Linked DNA regions of Homo sapiens: regions 1, 2 and 3 are each linked to region 4. The links are chromatin contacts, found by Hi-C or POLR2A ChIA-PET in ENCODE. All regions are on one chromosome and are shown on one strand. The core of a region is the stretch at or near the end of the contact, and the rest is flanking DNA. Distances in the headings are between cores, read along the strand shown.

What was found. Hi-C counts contacts between places; a loop is a spot of excess contacts on that map. ChIA-PET counts read pairs that join two places held with the same protein, here RNA polymerase II (POLR2A). Pooled maps may share reads with other maps.
Region 1: a loop to region 4 is called in a map of CD8-positive, alpha-beta T cell, with 20 times the contacts of the local background. The contact joins the promoter of REV1 here to the promoter of TMEM131 in region 4. A Hi-C loop is called at or near these places in 2 of 168 maps with a recorded cell type or tissue (CD8-positive, alpha-beta T cell and naive thymus-derived CD4-positive, alpha-beta T cell) and 12 of 50 pooled maps.
Region 2: a loop to region 4 is called in a map of CD4-positive, alpha-beta T cell, with 9 times the contacts of the local background. The contact joins the promoter of KANSL3 here to the promoter of TMEM131 in region 4. A Hi-C loop is called at or near these places in 2 of 168 maps with a recorded cell type or tissue (CD4-positive, alpha-beta T cell and CD4-positive, alpha-beta memory T cell) and 2 of 50 pooled maps.
Region 3: a loop to region 4 is called in a map of naive thymus-derived CD4-positive, alpha-beta T cell, with 5 times the contacts of the local background. The contact joins the enhancer-like site here to the promoter of TMEM131 in region 4. A Hi-C loop is called at or near these places in 1 of 168 maps with a recorded cell type or tissue (naive thymus-derived CD4-positive, alpha-beta T cell) and 2 of 50 pooled maps. POLR2A ChIA-PET finds 5 or more read pairs at or near these places in 1 of 52 experiments (Panc1).

The regions. Positions count from the first base shown.
Region 1 is chr2:99,488,500-99,491,353 of GRCh38, reverse strand. REV1 (REV1 DNA directed polymerase) reads left to right here and starts at 1,337. Exons shown (of 23, transcript NM_016316.4): 1 at 1,337-1,537. RefSeq lists an enhancer at 514-1,399 and silencers at 833-1,502, 1,613-1,712, 1,783-1,862.
Region 2 is chr2:96,636,668-96,639,590 of GRCh38, reverse strand. It overlaps KANSL3 (KAT8 regulatory NSL complex subunit 3), which reads left to right and starts at 1,279. Exons shown (of 21, transcript NM_001115016.3): 1 at 1,279-1,308; 2 at 2,406-2,670. The coding sequence starts at 2,456. RefSeq lists a silencer at 1,350-1,559.
Region 3 is chr2:99,064,802-99,067,726 of GRCh38, reverse strand. It overlaps TSGA10 (testis specific 10), which reads left to right. Exons shown (of 21, transcript NM_025244.4): 16 at 2,603-2,788. Among named protein-coding and RNA genes, the nearest start is that of C2orf15, 75 kb to the left of the region's middle. Within about 2 kb of position 1,531, at least 9 of the 41 ENCODE cell types and tissues checked have a DNase peak (open chromatin) inside an H3K27ac peak, as active enhancers do.
Region 4 is chr2:97,994,246-97,997,327 of GRCh38, reverse strand. It overlaps TMEM131 (transmembrane protein 131), which reads left to right and starts at 1,380. Exons shown (of 41, transcript NM_015348.2): 1 at 1,380-1,852. The coding sequence starts at 1,666. RefSeq lists enhancers at 671-950, 1,121-1,634 and silencers at 1,171-1,420, 1,531-2,090.

The DNA of each region.
Region 1 (2,854 bases), core at 88-2,587, 1.5 Mb before region 4:
GAGATCGCGCCATTGCACTCCAGCCTGGGCAAAAGAGCAAAACTTCGTCTCAAAAGAAAAGAAAAGAAAAGAAAGCAATTACGCAATTTGTTTTAAATTATGACGTCTTTGAAAAGTATGCAATCTAAATTCGTTGGATTAGCGACGAGAATACTGAAGTTGAAGTGCATTTATAGAAGTCTATAAAATGGCAAAAAACTGAAAGGGAAAGAAATGAGCTATTTGAGTATTCTCTGTGTTGCTAGTAAACAAGTTCCAACTCTGCAAATCAGTTTTCAAAAGAATACTGATTGTTTCCTAAGTACCTGCAAACTCTGAAGCATTTTAGGCAAGGGAATGAGTGGGAAAAAAGTATCTTCATGTTTGTGCATTACAACAATAAAGACTATTATGTAACAATGTGGAGTCTTCAAAGCGACCCTGCCAAGAGGGAGAAAGTGGTCCTTATGGACGGATTGTTTTCTGCTAGAAGGCCCTCAATTAGAATTGTACTTACGCATACATAATATAGGATATTATTTTTATATTCATAGAAAACTGCTTTCTCGGGTAACTCCAGCGCTGTACATGGGATGGGATACCGGCCCTCCGTTTACAAATACTCAGGCGCAATGCTGCCCGGGCACTCAAAGGACAGAAGATAGTGTCTGTGCCCTGCGGGAGCAGGCCACGAATCCCGAAAACGCCGTGGCGCAGTGCTCCTTCCCGCGAACCTGAGTGGGCCGTGGTTCTCGGTTGCTCTGGACATAGGAAAATGTCAGTTCATGTGTGTCCCTTTCTCCACTAGATGTCACTGTAAATCAATTGCTTAAGGAGGGAACCCGGGCGTCTGGCGCATCTTCACACAGTACCGGGGTTTGAAGCCCGGTCAGTGTCTGCACTTGTGTCCTTCCCCACTGGGGAGCCCCAAGGCGGGGCAGGCGCGGGGACTCGCTGTGCACGGAGCGGCGCGCTGTCCGAATGGCAACCGAAGAGCCGCGACCCGGTCAACGAAGCGCGGGGGTGACCGGAGCAGGACGGGCGGGCAGGCGGCGCAGTGCGTGGGCGGGCCCGCGCTGCGCTCCCCTCCGCCCAGCTAGCGAGACGGTCACGTGCCGCCCAGGCGCTGCCCCTTGCGGGCGGCTGCAGAACAACAGGGCGGGGCCGGGGAGGGGAGGAACACGGAGGCCGACGCCGGGCGCCGCGGTGCTACGCCCGAGGCTGGGGTCGCCCCGGGCCGGGGGGAGCAGAGCGCGTGCGCCGCGCGGCTGTGAGCGCGAGCGGGGCCGGGGAGCGCGCGCGGAACGCTAGGGGGCGTGGCTGCGGCGCGCGCGCTAACCGGAGGGGGAGGGGCGGAGAGCCACCGCGGAGCGCGCGCGGGGTTGGTTGCCGCGAGCGTGGGGGAGCGTGGACCGCGGCGCTGCTCAGCGGTGGGGCTGCCTTCCCCCGGCCCTCCTCCCTGGTCCCTGGCGAGGGCACTGGCGGCGGCGGGGCCGGGGTCCGCAAGGCCGGAGAAGGCCGCCGGGCCCGGGCATGGTGGTCTGGGGCAACGCGGAAGGTGAGCGACCCCCGGGCCGGCGGCGGGGTGGGGGAGGGGCGGGATCGGACACGCGTCGCCCGGAGGCGCCGCAGACCCGCCCGGCAGCGGCCAGAGCGCGGTCGGCCTGAGGTGGCGCGGGGGAGGGGTGCGTCGCCCCGGCCCCGGCCCGCGGCCGTCCTGTCGCGGCCTGGGCTGTCCACGGCGCCTTCCCCTGACGCTCGCAGCCGCCGGGTTATGTAATGTGTGACCTCCCCTCCCCTTCCCTTCCGTCATGGCGCGGCCGGCCCCGCGCCGCCGCCAGCCCCATGGGCCGCCCCGCGCCGACCCCTGGCGCAGCGGCCCTTCCCTCCGCGCCCGGCCGCATCCCGCCGGCCCGGTCAGACCGCGCCGCAAACTCCTTCCTCCTGCGCCGGCGCCTCGGCCGGCCATTCAGTTCCGCGCCATTCATTCACGCGCGCGTTCGGGCGTTCGTTCCACAAGCGTTTGTAGAATGTCGACCCGGTCGAGCCGCCGCTCCCACCCGCACTCCAGCCACAGCGTTTTTCCGCACCCCGCCTTCGACGTCCCCGGTGCATCCCAGAACCGGTCGGAATGTCCGAAGGCGGTTGTTGCTCCCTTGTTTTTCCTTGCTGCTTGTCCGTTCGCTAAATACGCTGGGCGCCGTTCCCCAACTGTCCTTCCGAGAGCCCCTTGCCCACTTCTGTACTGTTACAGTGACGCCGCTCTGGGCGCACCGAGCCGCGCTGTGTTTCGCTGCTCTTCCTACCTATTCTCAGTTTGTAAAGAAATAATCTCACATAACACTCCTTAATGTACTCCTCCGTAAGATAAATTGCAGATAATATACGTCTGCTAATTCTCTTTATCTCCACGTCTTCTCACGCCATGTACTAAGTAGAAATGGTTTCATTTAGGTGAAAATAATGCAGACTAGCACATAGCACAACAAGGGCTTGTAACTATTAAGGACTTTATGTAACAGTCTGTAATTCTGTGTATCTGTCTGGTCTTTCCGGACTTGGCACTTTAGTCTCCGAGAATAAGCCATTTCCTGTTTAGGTAGGGTAGGACCAACCATAACCTTGGTTCTTTCTATGGAGTTCTGTATGTAGCAAATCAGCCTGTGGGAACCATCTATCTGTCCACCAACCTTTCACACATATTCTTGGGTTTGCCCGTGCAGGGACCAGTGCTGCGTATTGTTCCCTGCCTTCCTGTACTGGACACTTAAGAGCTCACCTAAAGTTCCTCTTCCAGGAATCATTCTCCAGTATACAAGGCTCTCTTCCATTCAATTCTTAGGCTATTTGCGCCTTTTCCTGTGTTGCGTTTATC
Region 2 (2,923 bases), core at 30-2,529, 1.4 Mb after region 4:
CTGCCTCCTGAGTTTGAGAGATTCTCCCACCTCAGCCTCCCGAGTAGCCGGGATTACAGGCATGCGCCACCACACCTGGCTAATTTTTGTATTTTTAGTAGAGACAGGATTTCGCTATGTTGGCCAGGCTGGTTTTGTACTCCTGAACTCGTGATCCACCCTCCTCAGCCTCCCAAAGTGCTGGGATTACAGGCGTGAGCCACCGCACCCGGCCATTTCTTTTTTTAAATAGAAACGAAGTCTCACTGTTTTGTGCAGGCTAGTCTTGAACTCTTGGGCTCAAGCAATCTTCCCACCTTGGCCTCCCAAAGTACTGGGATTATAGGCATGAGCCACAGATCCCGGGTGAGATTTATCATCTTGAACCATGTCTCTTGCTGTCTTGTCTCATGTCTCTTGATGTCATGTTGTCAGTCAGTCAACCAAATAACCAATTATTGATCAGTCAACATTTGAACAATTACCTATGTTCTGGGTGTATGTTCTCTGGAGGATACAAAGGTTAATGTCCCTGATTTTGAGGATCTACTCTCTCTACACAAAACACATAGGAAAGTTAACCACACAAAACAATCTAGGGTCAGTAACAAAATTCTTTTTTTTTTTTTTTGAGACGTAGTCTCACTCCGTCGTCCAGGCTGGAGTGCAGTGGTGCAACCATGGCTCATTGCAGCCTGGACCTCCCAGACTCAAGTGATCCTCCCACCTCAGCCTCCCGGGTAGCTGGGACTACAGGCATACACCACTATCACACACACCTAATTTCTAAAATTTTTTGTAGATACGGGGGTCTCATCATATTGGCCAGGCTCATCTCAAACTCCTGAGCTCAAGAGGTCCTCCCGCCTAGGCCTCCCAAAGCGCTGGGATTACAGGCGTGAGCCACATTAGGTAAATTCTTAATGAGTAAATTCAGGTGGCTGCCCTGGTGGAGGTGGACCGTTGGGTGCTCGACCGCCCAGAGGGCACAAAGGACCAACACGGTGGGGGTGGCGAGAACTGGGGCCGTAGAAGCCAGCCTAGTCCTCCGCCCTCGCTTTCCCTACTGAATATGCGCGAGGGGGAAACTCCAGCCTAGTTGTTGACTTTCTGCTTCGGACATGCTCGCGTGTTCTTGGCTCTCCTCTTCCGGACAGAGGCGCCGGAGCTTCATCCGTTCCGGGCTTTGCCGCTCACCGCCTCTCCCTTCCCAGGCCGTAACCCGCTTCCGCGTTTTACTCGGTGCCCGCAGCGCCGGGGCGTGGAGGCGTTAACGCGCACGCGCTTAGGGATCCGGCCGTGGCCGAGCGCGCGGCCGTAAGACCGCGGGTGAGAGCAGCGTTGGCTTCGAGGGGAGTGGCGGGCCGTGGGGATCGCGGCCGTGGTTGGGACGGCCGGGGGTCTCGGCGAGGGCTTCAGGGCTCCCGGGGCATGCGGGGGCCCGGGCTAGGGCCGGCTGCCGGTGCTGGTCGGGCGGGGCGGGTCGGGCCGGGGGCGGGCTGGCAGGGGCCGCGTCTGGGCCTCCGTGACGCGGACGCCGAGCCCTGCCCCAGGGAGCGGGAGGCGGGAGGCGGGGGCCAGGCGGCTCCTCCTCGTCGCGAACTCTGGATGACCTTGGCCAAATCGCTTCAGTTCCCCGAGCTGGCGACTTCGTCTGTAAAATGCGAGTCATAGCCCTGTCTCCTAGATGGGCCGTGTGGAGGCTCAGTGGCGGGAACGCCTGCGGGGCAGCCGGGGTCCTGGGCGGTTTGCTAGGGACGCCTCACTGGGGGTGAGGGTGAAAGGGCTTCCACGGGGATCATTTTGTCACAGGCTTTGTTGGGGGGGCAGTTTTCATTTTTATGTAAACAACTCTGGAATATTACGAAGTACTTAACAGAACTTTTGTTTCGCACAATACGAGAGGCTTGAAGAAGTGGAGCCCTAGCTGGGATTCGCTTTTTTGAGGCCGGCGTTGCCCTGCCCTTTAGGGGTGCCCACGCTCTAGCTGCGGCCCCGGCTCCCTTCGCATTGTCGTTAGAGGATGGTGTGAAGCAACAGAGATCCTTAGCTTTCAACGAATTCATATTTGTGATTTCCTGTTTGTCAAAACCCTTCCTGCCCACCTAGGAAGTGGTGCTGGCCAAGCAAGTTTACTGTCTGTCCACGCGAGGTCTTTCTGAACCTTGGGGTCGGTGAGCTCTCCCGTTAGGTAATTTCAGTTCGCTAGAGGTTGAGTATGGGACAACTCGTGGCACCATAGTTTTTTTTTTCTTTTTTTTTGGTGTTGGTGTGGGATTCCACGAACCGTCCCCACCAGAGGTCTGCCGTGAAATGGATACTCAATAGGAATGATAGTAGGTTACAAAAGTAAGCATGTTAGATGGTGTAGATTGGGAGAAATTTAGGATATTGGAATTGACCTAAACTGAAACTTTTCACTGCAGGTGACTAGCATGCAGATACCCATGCTCTGACTTTCTGCCCCTCCACTGACATGGCCCACCGGGGTGGGGAGAGGGACTTCCAGACTTCAGCTCGACGCATGGGCACCTCGCTGCTCTTCCAGCTTTCAGTGCATGAACGGGAGCTGGACCTGGTTTTTCTGGATCATAGCTATGCCAAGCCTTGGAGTGCCCACCCAGATGCCAGTAGTGCCCGCCCCACCCGCATGCTCTTTGTCACTCCCCGGCGGCAGCACGAAAGTACCATGTGAGTTGGGGCTTCTAAGGGCTGCTGGTAACCTCACTGGGCAGTGATCAGATGGGAATTTAGAGAGGATTTTCTCAGGATTGACTGGGGGAGATTGTATGAGGCATTTGGATGTTAAATTCAGGCATCTCTTAAGCAGCATAAGGATAGCAGGCTTGAATGTGGCTATCTCTGTGAGACAGCTAACAAGAGTTAGGAAAGCAAGACGTGCAAATGAAAAGCAGACAACCTATTCCACTTAGATAGTAGGACG
Region 3 (2,925 bases), core at 282-2,781, 1.1 Mb before region 4:
TGCATGCAACCATGCCCGGCTAATTTTTGTATTTTTAGTAGAGACGGGGTTTCGCCATGTTAGCCAGTCTGGTCTCGAACTTCTGACCTGAAGTGATCCACCTGTCTCGGCCTCCCAAAGTGCTGGGATTACAGGCATGAGCCACTGCACTCACCCCAGAGCAACATTTAACATAGTAAGCTTTCAGCCAGTGTTAAACACTTCCCTTTATCTCCCTTGTCTGTTAGTAACATTACCTGAAATTCCACCATTAGGGATTATAACTTTTAGATTCTAGAATTATATTTTCAGACATCACACATCAAGCTTCTTAGGCTCAAGTGATCCTCCCACCTCGGCCTTCCGAAGTGCTGGGGATTTTAGCATCCTAGTATGAATTTGTTTATGAGATTGCATAACACTGGATGGATGCAGGCCCGGAGAGAATGAACCACGGATCCATTTTGATAGGGATAGACCATCAAGAAGTGTGGAGTACTTCATTCATTCACTCATTCATGCAGCGTGCTAGGTGCTGGAGTGCCAGAGATGAAAAATGGAGAGGAAACAGAATGACTGCCAGGCAGTGGGAACAACATGAGCAAAGGTGTAGGGGAAAAAGTAGGTCCTGTAGGTAGAGTAGTGTGTACAAGTGGATGATAAAGGAGAGGTAAGAAAGACCTTCTTTGAACCCTATTTTCAGAAGCTTTTGTTAGAACTAAAACATATAAGTTATTTAAGGATTGCCTTTTAGGAAGTTTATTTTGGAAACGTCAAGAATAAACCAGAAGGGTAACAAAATCAGAAGTGGAGAGAGCAGTTAGAAGAGGTTGTAACCATAATTTAGGCAAGAAATGCAAAGGATTCCAGCTGAGGCCTACGGAGTGTTGCAGTGAGACTTGTGGGTGGCCAGAGGGAGCTGTGGATACAGGGGAGGCACCATATAGAAGTAAAGAGATCCTGAAAGCAGGAAATAGAGAATACCAAAGAACAGTTTCATTTTCTTTATAGTGTTGCCTCTCATGCTCAACACTGCTCTGGCCTCTATGGGAGGATATGAAAAAGGGTAAAATATGCTTTCTGCTTGCCAAGAAGGAGGGAGCACTGGGTGGTTGGAGGACAGGAGAGACATTCTACGGAATCCCTTTTCACTTTGAATAATGTACTACCTGGTCACAGAACTAAATTTAATATAAAAATGGTTCCTGCTTTAGAGAAATACAAGGTGTTATCAGGGAGGCTTTACATCCACACCTAGCAACACAAAGCTGTAAGGCAGTTTTAAGTGAATGACATAGACAGTAAGTACTGCACAAAGTTAAAGAGGGTAAAGATCAATGTGAATACAATTCGTTTAAGTATATTGTACAAGCACCCTCCAAGTACATACTCTGTACACAACTATGATTGTTAGTACAATCATGGAAAACACATATCAGGTTCCTGCTGACACAGTTGGAGTATCTGAATCTTGAAAGCCAATAAGGTAGTTTAGTATATTGTTGACTAACACAGACTTGGCAAAGATCTTTCACATTAGAGGCCACAAGGTGGCAATATTAGCTGAATTTCCACCAGTAAACATAATCAGGAAATGGCTTATCTGATTTGAAAGGAGTATTAGACATTATTTATTGCAATTTGGTCATTTTATTTAGCCCAGGATTTCTGATAGGGACGTGCACTATTTATTAACAGGAGAGAAAGAGATCTAGTGCCTTTTAAAAAATTACCAAAATTACAACTAATTTTTTAGAATGAATTCACCAAACCATAATAAAATATTTTTTTAAATAGCCTAATAATGATTACTCGGTCTATTATATTGTTTGTGGAGCTGAATTTTTTTCCCTCCTTATTTCCCTACTAGAAATCAGACCCTACTTCAGTTACTCTGCTCATGATAGAATTTTGAAAGTTCAAAAAATCTGGTTCTTATTGTATGCTCAATTTATACATGAATGCATATTTACAACTAGTGTTTATTGGCATAGGTTTGATAGTTTACTTCTGAGCAATTTCAGGAAAGTTACTAGACTGGCAGGGAAAGTTACTAGACTAGCAGGTAAAAGATAATCATAGAACAGTTCATGATCAAGATAATTAAGGCTGGGGCTATGAATAAAAGGCAGACACCAGACAGGAAATTATCAGAAGCTGACATTTAAAATATGCAAGTACTCAGAAGCTCTGTAGCCAGCACAGCCCGGTAAATTGGTCAAGAACAAGGGAATACACCAGTACGAAAGGTCAGAGGCTCAGAATCCAGACCAGCAAGTAGTCAGTAAGCAGACATATGGGAAAAGCAGGCTGTGGAGGACTTCAAACAAAAGGAAATATAAGAACAAATTCATTCAGGTCTTGAAGAAAAGAGTAATTTACCTAAATTTACTATTTACTAGTGTTCACTGAGTGTTACTCAGGAGCCAGGGCAGATGCTGATTGCAGTCTTTGTTAATTACAGGATGACCTGTTTTCTAAACTAAGAGTATAGATATATTTCCTCAGGGTTCTATTATAAACGCTTCTCATGGCAAGTGAATTCCCAATGACTTGGATAATAATGTTTAATTTTTATCATATGTTCAGCATTTTAAAGTAATAGCTAAAGTTTGCTTTTCAGGAATCTGAGAACCGGCAAATGATGGAACAACTTCGAAAAGCCAATGAAGATGCTGAAAACTGGGAAAATAAAGCCCGTCAATCAGAGGCAGATAACAATACCCTCAAACTGGAACTTATCACTGCTGAGGCAGAGGGTAACAGATTAAAAGAAAAAGTAGATTCCCTCAACAGAGAGGTTGAGCAAGTAAGTTTGGAAAAATATGCTTATAATACATCCTGCATCATATTTAAAAGAGTTTTGTTTGGCCTTCCATAAATTAAATGTATGAACAAACACGTAAATTATTTAAATGTACTGTGAATTGTAGCATGCTAACCATT
Region 4 (3,082 bases), core at 131-2,630:
GACACAGGGGACTACTTCATAGAGTAGATTCTGGAGTTCCTTTTGTCTTTCTGAAACCTTATTTTCCTATCTAGCTTGTTCTGAGACGTACTGTGGGCAGACTTGGCCTTACACATATATCGACTCACTCAACAAATACAGCTAAGGAAAGTAAAATGTCTCTGGGCTACAAGCTGGGAGGAAGTTACTAAGATGAGTAAAGAAGGACCCCCTCCAAGAGCTTAAATTAAGTCTTGGAGACAACAGCCATGCGCACCAAGAAGCTCAACCTAAGATGAAAAGGGCATCTAAGAGGCGCGAGATGGCTCGTGAAGGTAACAGACGTCTTAAGAATTTTTCCGGGCCCAGCACAGTGGCTCACGCCTGTGATCCCAGCACTCTGGAAGGCCGAGGAAGGCGGACTGCTTGAGCCCAGGAGTTCGAGACCTGCTCGGCCAACATAGTGAGACAGCGTTTCTTAAAAGAAAAAGAAAAATTGGCGTGGCGTGGTGGCGGGTGCCTGTAGTCCCAGACCGCACCACTGCACTCCAGCCTGGGCGGCAGAACCAGACCCTGTCTCAAAAATAAATAAATAATTAAAAAATAAAGAAAAGAAAAAAAAGAATTCTTCCTCGAGAGAGGAAGCCGGCTACTGGATATTCTAAAGAGCAGTCTGTTTGCCCCTGCCTTCTCCATCCAGAGTCACCGACGCTTTCTGCACACGAGGTGTTCCGCGCCAATGTGGGCACAAGCCAAGGCAAGAGGACTCCATCAAGCTCCTCCTGGGTACCATGATTTGGAAGACCCAAGGATGAGTTCAGCGGGCCACCATCCTCAAGGAAGCACCATCAAGAACTGAGTCAGGCCCGGGGTATTCTCGACGTCAAAGCGGTCGAGAGGTGGGGGTGCCACCAGGAAGAGTCACTGGAACGGACCTTCCGCGCTCGTCTCGCGGTCTGTATGCGCACTCACACCCCTGGAAGGCTCTACCACTGTAGGACAGAGCACGGAGGATTGCCCAGGCGCCGGAGAAGAGGTTAGCGCCCCGCAACTCCGCCCCTGCCCCGCCCACGCAACGCGGCGGCTGCGCGGCGAGGCCGCCCCGTCTCCACGTGATTGCCGACACCGCCTCCGCGAAGCAGAAGCCGCCATCATAAGTCCTGGCAGCTGGACCTGGGCCTGCCTCCCTCCTTCTCCTGCGCCAGGTAGCGGTAACGGGCTGGGGTTGTTCTGTCCTGGTTCTGTCTGGCCGTGAAGCCGCAGGCCTCCGAGAGCGGGACGAGGAGGTGGGGCCCAGGGGGCTCCGGGGCGGACAGACTGACCGCCGGACAGCCCAGGTGTCGGCACAGCGTGGGCGGTGCCCAGAGCCGCGCCCCGCCCCTCGCAGGCCAGCGCTCAGGGCTCGCGGGCCGTGCCCGTTTCCAGTATGGCCGCCCGCCGCGCCTGACCCGCGGCCTCTCCGCTCCGACTGCTTGTAGGCGATGCCCAGGCAAAGACCGTGACTGACACTCTCGCTCACACGCACGCACGGACCCAGGCCCACGCTCGGAGATCGAGCCCCGGGCTCGCAACCGTTGTCGCTCCCGGCGCCGCGGCCAGAGCCCGGACCACGGCTTCCGCGCCGCCGCCGCCTCGCCGAGAAGGGCCGCGCCGGACCTCGAGCGCGGCGGCCCCCGGCCGGCAGGGATGGGGAAGCGGGCGGGAGGAGGAGCAACCGGAGCCACCACCGCCGCCGTCTCCACGTCCGCCGGGGCCGGGCTGGAACCTGCGGCCGCCCGTAGCGGGGGCCCGCGGAGCGCGGCCGCCGGCCTCCTAGGCGCGCTGCACCTGGTGATGACCCTCGTAGTGGCTGCGGCGCGGGCCGAGAAGGAAGGTGGGTGTCCCCCGGCGGCGTCCCTGCGGCGGGGCTGTCACCCCGCTCTCGCGGAGGCCGGGAGGGCTGGGCCGGGAGGAAGGGCCGCGGCCGGGGCTCCGGCGCAAAGTTGGGCGGTCGGGTACCGTCCCGAGCCGGGACCTCGCGGCGCCCGCCGCACGGAGTGGCCTTCGCTCTCCGTGATTCCTTCCCGTGCCTTCCCCCGTCTCCTGTCACTGCCATTTCAAAACTTCCTGACTTCTCGTACGTTCTTGCCACTTGGCCCGCTAGGTAGGAGGGGCATATTTTTTGGCTTTATTGCGGCGAATAGGTACATTTTAGGACACTTCTGTTTTCTTGGTTGCGGTTGGTTGCATGCAGACAGAGCTTACTTTAAAATGTGGTAAAAATAGCGAGACACAGCTTAAAAAATTTCACTTTGAATTTGTTCAGACATTTCTTCGAGGGGAAATCTTGGTCCTGTAGCTTCCTCCTTTAGTGTCTCTGCGTTATTGATAACTTTATTATTAGACCTAAATACAATTCCATTTAACTCTTTAGTAAGCTGTTGAAAGCCTGTTTACATTTCTTATTTTAAAATACGTGATTCGGTGCCTTTATCTTTGATGTGAAAGCCTTTAAAAATAAACGTGAAGTTGCCAGCTTGCAAGCATTTATCTATAATTTACAGTTAAGGGCTGGCCCCTATTTTAAAAATCTCATTAGTATTGTACTGCTGCAAAACGGGTACTTGGACAGGGTCAAAAATTATTTTGTAATCTTGAAGACCAAATCAGTGTAATTTCATCTACACTACCTCTTTTTGAGCCAAGGGACATGTGAATGGTCACAGAGCCTTCATGAAGAATTGACTAAGTGAATAGTTTAAAAAAAAAACAAACCACGCAAAACTTGTTAGTTTAGCATTGCACATGAAACTGCCTGTACAAGAAAACAATTTCTTGCCACGGTAATTTTAGAGTTAACATTCTACTTTATGACTAAAGTCACTTGCTTTTTATTGTTGCTGAAGGTGAAAGCAAATACAAACCAAATTAGTATTAAAGTGCAAATGTGCTTCAGTATACTGTTTCTTTTATTTTTGTCCACATTACATTCCCTTATCTAACTCTCTAAGCAACCTTAGTCTGAGTTAACATTGGTGGAAATTATTCAAAGAATTGTCGTCTATAGAAAGGATTAATTGATGGAAGCAAAATTATTTCCAGAATAAAATATTGCCGCTTTAGG